2 separate regions of the Homo sapiens genome follow, and region 1 is linked to region 2. Evidence: chromatin loops called from intact Hi-C (ENCODE). Cell type or tissue: CD4-positive, alpha-beta T cell. All regions are shown on one strand. Each heading gives the region's core, and the rest is flanking DNA. Links, peaks and the distances in the headings are about the cores only. Region 1 overlaps NHSL1 (NHS like 1). Region 2 overlaps WAKMAR2 (wound and keratinocyte migration associated lncRNA 2).

Evidence for each region. Hi-C counts contacts between places; a loop is a spot of excess contacts. Peaks named below come from ENCODE experiments on the same cell type or tissue, not always from the same donor. Only the 100,000 strongest peaks of a DNase experiment are listed, where the experiment ranks them.
Region 1: it touches region 2 in a loop (10-fold over the local background); 1 of 110 quality-filtered maps calls a loop at or near these places.

The regions. Positions count from the first base shown.
Region 1 is chr6:138,454,486-138,457,406 of GRCh38, forward strand. All of the region lies in intron 3 of NHSL1 (NHS like 1), which reads right to left. Among named protein-coding and RNA genes, the nearest start is that of MIR3145, 21 kb to the left of the region's middle. In CD4-positive, alpha-beta T cell, for the core only: no CTCF peak of the experiment used is centred there; DNase peaks (open chromatin) are centred at 1,066, 1,416 and 1,796; H3K4me3 peaks cover 1,613 bases; H3K27ac peaks cover 2,436 bases.
Region 2 is chr6:137,822,711-137,825,631 of GRCh38, forward strand. It overlaps WAKMAR2 (wound and keratinocyte migration associated lncRNA 2), which reads right to left. Exons shown (of 4, transcript NR_049793.1): 4 at 959-1,867. Among named protein-coding and RNA genes, the nearest start is that of TNFAIP3, 43 kb to the right of the region's middle. In CD4-positive, alpha-beta T cell, for the core only: no CTCF peak of the experiment used is centred there; DNase peaks (open chromatin) are centred at 1,521 and 2,341; H3K4me3 peaks cover 1,192 bases; H3K27ac peaks cover 2,500 bases.

The sequences.
Region 1 (2,921 bases), core at 280-2,779, 630 kb after region 2:
CCCCATACAGTCATTACTGGGGGAAAAACATGAGCTCTAGAGTCGTAAGTCTAGGTTTAAATCCTGGTTTTGCTTTTAGGGGTGATAGATGTGTTCACTCTCTTGATTATGGTAATGGTCTCCTGTGTGTATACATATGTCAAAATTTATTAAGTTGTATACTTTAAATATGTATAGATTATTTTATGTAAGTTATACTTCAATAAAAGGCGTTTTAATAAAGAAAGATCTTGTTTCAGTATTTAAAAACTATGTGATCTTAGGCAAGTGATCTAATCTCTCCAAGATACAGTTTTCTCATCCATGATATGGGCATAATCAAAGCTACTTTGCATGGTTGCAATAAATACTGAATATATTCACATACAGCACTGAGCACAGTCCCTGGCGCCTGAGCCTTTCCATGTGCCAAGTGCTTGGCATCATACTGGAAACACAGAGATCAACAAGATAGGGATGCTGTCCATTAATCTAGAAGAGAAGGCAGGTATAAACAGACCCTGATTATAGAGTAGTGGGATGGAAACAGCAAGAGAAACTGGAATGGGTCATTGGAGACATTCTCACTGGTTTGCAGGCAAAAAGGCGTGGGAATGACAGACCCCAATTTTCTCATTTTTGTCTGCAATGGCATGGAATAAGAAGGTGCCATAACTGCAGAGCAGTGAGCATTGACTCATTTGTGTTTCTACAGTTTCCTGAAATTACTCACAGAGACCCAGTAACACATGATTGGACATGGAGTAATCACTTCTCGACTGTAAGCTGCCCTAGGCCAAGAATGGGATCCATATACTGAGACCAAGTAGCACTTAAAAACTTTTTTGGGGGAAAAAAAAATTGAGTGAAGCATACCAGACAAGTCAAAGAGGAATAAGAGATGACAAAATTGGGCATAATGAGGAGGAATTGAGGTAACTGAGTAATCTTGCCCTTTTGCTTAACCAGCATGGTGCGATGAAAAGAAATGAGCTGCAAGGAGCCCCGCCTTCACATGCTCCCTGCAAGGAGCCCCGCCTTCACATGCTCCCTGCAAGGAGCCCCGCCTTCACATGCTCCCTGCAAGGAGCCCCGCCTTCGCATGCTTCCTGGTGCTTTCGAGCTATGTGATCTTGAGAAAGCCATTTCATATTTCTGAGTCTCCATTTCCAGATTAAAATAATAGTAATAGCTATTAAAATAATCTGTTTCATGGGGCTGTTTGTGGAAAATAAGATCTAATTTGTGAAAAAGTTCTATATCCTAACGTGTACCCCGATGAACAAGCTAGCAATAGCATAAACACTGGTAGTGCCACACCTAGATAACCTGTAAAGCCATGACAATCAGAAATTCGTCAGTAGCTGCTGAAACCTCTCAAATTTATTGCCTTGGGCAGGAAATTCTATGTGGGTGGAACAAAAGACGAGATGATTGGGAGAGTGGCCAAATTTTTATAAAAACAGACATTGTCTATTGAATCATTTTCTTTGAAGCGTGGTTTGAAATACCAATCAGCTTAACAATACTTATCATCATCATCTGAGCATCTAGTCTGTGCCAGGCACTGTGCTAAGGGTTTCACAAACATTAATTTACTTCAACCTCACACCAACTCTCCAAGGTAGGTTAGGGTAACTATGTAATTTTATCGAAACCAGAACACCTCTGAGAGTGAAAGGGGGTGCAATTAATAATTACACAGAATAACAGCTGTAAACCAGGGCTGTTCTAAGCAAACCGGAACATGTGGTTTTTATCTCTTTACAGTTGAGGAACCTGAACCTCACAGACGAAAGCAACTTATCCAAGGCCACTGAGCTCTGACAGGTGGAAAAGCTGCCCCAAACCTACGCTCTCAAGCATCATGTTAAATAAGCCTCCTGTGTTTACAGGTATGGCAGCAAGGTTACTGCCTTTTCTTCAAAGTCTTCCTTTGATTTAAATATTTCTTATCAACAAAGCCTAAAACAGAAGCTGACATGCCAGTTCAAAGAATAACAGGAAACAGGGAAATTTCGATTTCTGTCACGACTATTAAAGCCAACTGTTTACTGCCAAAAATCTAGATCTAATACATCTCTTTAGGGGTGAATTTTACACAAGAGATTGCATAACTCATGATTGATATCCTTTCTGCTAAGACAATGGGGATTCTGTGAAGGTTTCCCAGATTCAGTGAACGTATCATCAAATATAACTTCCGATAATGGCAGGTGGAAAAATTCCCTATCGACTCACAGTAAGTATTTTCGCACTGATAACTGACCTGCCTTCAAATGCAAGAACCTCTTTGGCAGTACTTGGCATATGCTGAAAACTGAAAAGAGAAAAAAGTCAAAAACAGTACACAAAGCAATGGTGTACTCTTTGATTTCAGAGTTGAATGAAAAGGTATTTTCTGGAATTTCTTTCTTTCTTTTTTTTTTTTTGGAGATGGAGTCTCACTTACTCTGCCGCCCAGGCTGGAGTGGAGTGGTGCGATCTCAGCTCACTGCAACCTCCACCTCCCAGATTCAAGCAATTCTCCTGCCTCAGCCTGAGTAGCTGGGACTACAGGTGCATGCCACCACGCCTGGCTAATTTTTATATTTTCAGTAGAGACAGGGTTTCACCATGTTGGCCAGGCTAGTCTGGAACTCCTGACTTCAAGGGATCCGCCTGCCTCAGCCTCCCAAAGTGCTGGGATTACAGGCACACACTACCATGCCTGGCTTATTTTCTGGAATTTCTAAATTGCTTTGCCAACAGTATTTTTTTCAATGCATCATGTTTATGTTTAGATGATATGCATAACATATACAATTGGAAATATTTTCAACAATTTTCTTCTTGCTACACTATATTCCCACTTTGAACATCAAAGATATGTGTGGATCTCGTTAGCAAAACATCTTTCTTCATAACATAACACATAGAGTCCTACTTGGTGTTTCACATTA
Region 2 (2,921 bases), core at 270-2,769:
TTGAGACCAGCCTGATCAACATGGTGAAACCCCATCTCTACTAAAAATACAAAAATTAGCCAGGCATGGTGACACATGCCTGTAATCCCAGCTACTTGCGAGGCTGAGGCAGAAGAATCGCTTCAACCCAGGAGGCGGAGGTTGCAGTGAGCCGAGGTCACACCACTGCACTCCAGCCTGGGAGACAGAGTGAGACTCTGTCTCAAAACAAAACAAAACAAAACAAAAACCAAAAACATTGGTTAGTGTAGCCAAGAAAGATTTTTGACTTAAAAAATAAATCTGTTATCCATGCAGTGTGTTGATGAAAAAAAGAAGATAGTATGTGTTACAAATAAGATAAATATTACATAACCATTTGTAAGATTATTTATGAAGAGTTTGTAATGATGTGGGAAAGAGGTTATGATATAAAGTTAAGCAAAAGAAAAAGTAAATGCCAATTATAAAAATAGTATATTGTTAGCTTTGCTTAAACATATATACGCACACACTATCCGCAAAAAGCAGGAATATACTTCACTCTGTAAGTGGTGGTTATCTCTGAGTGACATTTTACAGGATGTTCCCCTGCTTTTTTTTTACTGTAATGTACATTCCAAATTATTAGATTAGTATATTTACTTTTACAAATGGTGATTATACATTTTAATAGTTTCAGAATGTTAAGATCTTAAGAGACTAAGCTTAGTTCTATAGCTAGCACATAGTAGCATTGCATAAATATTATTCAATCAATTAATGAAGTCATCACTTCATCGCAAGAGTGTACACAAAGTATTAGAACTATTAAAATGTTTGTGTGTGCACCAGCCCCATCAATTCTGAACAACGCCCTATGCCCTATCTGTCATAATTATATATTCTTATTTTTGGGGTCCTCACTCCTTAAAGCAACATTGTTGTTTCCTTCATTGCTTCTCCCCAAGCACAGAAGCAAAAAAAAAAAAAGAGATCATTTATTGTTTTAAAACCTTCATTTATTTTGGGATGTCACTACCAATTTTTCAGGCCTTAGACATGTAAGCATGCATTTCTACTTTTTTAGATTTTGAATCATGTAGAAATCTAGCCAAATTAATTGAGAATACTCTATTGAATAAATCAACAACTTTACTTCCAGGGTCCTGTTAACCTAAGCTAAAGATAAAAAAGCAGCAACAAAGTGCCACTGTTATCTGGTTAAAACTGACAACTGTAAGATGTATGGATGATTTTCTACAAGTTTAGAAACAGGAAACAGTGCTTGCTGCACTTGCCACAGGGCATATAAACTGAGAAAGTTATGTAGAAATTCAAGATCAGAGGATGAGCGCAAGGATGATCTTTGAGAACAAAACAGTGAACAGAGCCCTTTGTGGTGGCAAGCAGTGACGTGAGGTTGTGTTTATGTGAATACAAACCCTCTCCTCCCAAGTCTGGTGACTACAGTGTTTTCTTCCCACCTCGTTGTTAATTGTGGAAATCTGGCTGTCACTATTAACATATCAAACAGAGGTCTTGATATTATCTGCAGCTGATCATTTGTTTAGGTTTTACCCGCAGGAAAAGTCTGGTGGCAGCCAGTCCCAGGACAGCCACGCATGACGCACAGAAGAGTCCTTATAGTTCCCCTGGAGGGGGTGATGATGCAGGCAAATGCCACGCCTGATCCCTTTGGGTCTCCGTGGCAACAAGGCTGCTTGTCAGACTAGATGATAATGAGCCATGATCTGGAAGAGGCTTATTCCATAACAGGAGGGAGGTTTCAAAGGTAACACGTCAACAGCAATGCCTCGGCAACAGCTGTTTGTTATTGTAGTCGTCAAGGACAGAAAAAGGACAAGGCTGCCAGAAGATGTTGCATATGGAACAGAAGATTCTTGCCCTGGAAGAAGGAATAGAGGAGATGTAAATATCCCTTCTTTCTTGGGGGAAGGAAATAGATGAACTGTATGCTAAGTTAGAGCCTCTCTTTATCTATAAATGATCTGTTGGTTAAACAGGATACCTCCCTTCTGAACATCTCAGCACCCCATCAAGAGAACTTCAGGTCTCTGCCATTTAGACGTGTCATTTGTAAGTAAAATAAATCAGGGAAGTAATAGGAGGAAAGCTAAGAATGAAAGGAATTCATCACCACTGCAAATTTGTCCCTGAAGCAAGGTGAGTCCCTGCCCATCTGGCTACACCAGCTCTTTTTTTTTTTTTTTTTTTTTTTTTTTTTTGGCCCTTACTAGACCCCACTTGGGATTTTGTTGGCATATTTGCTTGGATGTCTATCTCCTCTGTAGTTCCTGAGGTCAAGATTACAGTCTCTTTTTTTTTTTTTTTAGTTTTTGTATCTATGGTGCCTGGCAAAGAAAAGAAGCTCCATCAATATTTACCAGTTGCTGGTGGCAATGGTAATGGTAGTTGTGTAGAAGGTGGGAAGGATAGAAGTATAGCTAAGTGACGGGACATTCTATTTCTACACCTTGTTTAGCTATGGAGGTCTCTGGAACTAGCCAGGCTAGCCAAGACTGGGACTTCTTGTGTCTTCTCCAAGAGAGGCAGAATGAGCCTAATGGTTTAGAACGTGGGCTCTGGAGCCAGACAAGCCAGATTAGAATCCTGACTCTACTCCAAGCAGTGTGAGCTTTGGCAAGTTACATACCCCATCTGTGCCTCTGTGAGGATGAAACGAGTTCCTTAGAATGATGCCTGGTACCCCAGAGGAGCTATTCAGGTTCAATTGACTCTGTTTCTAGTATTACTGCTCAACTTAGGAAGAAAAGAAGTGCAGAAGAGGAGAGGCTTTTGCTTCAAATTTTGAGTTTCACATTTAACCTTGCAGTTTTATCCCTGGGGAGCTTCTGCCTGGATGGAGGATGAATCTGGTATCTAAGCTCCTCCTTAGGGCTGTCATTTAGACCAGTGCCAATCCCTAGGAGTGCTTCTGA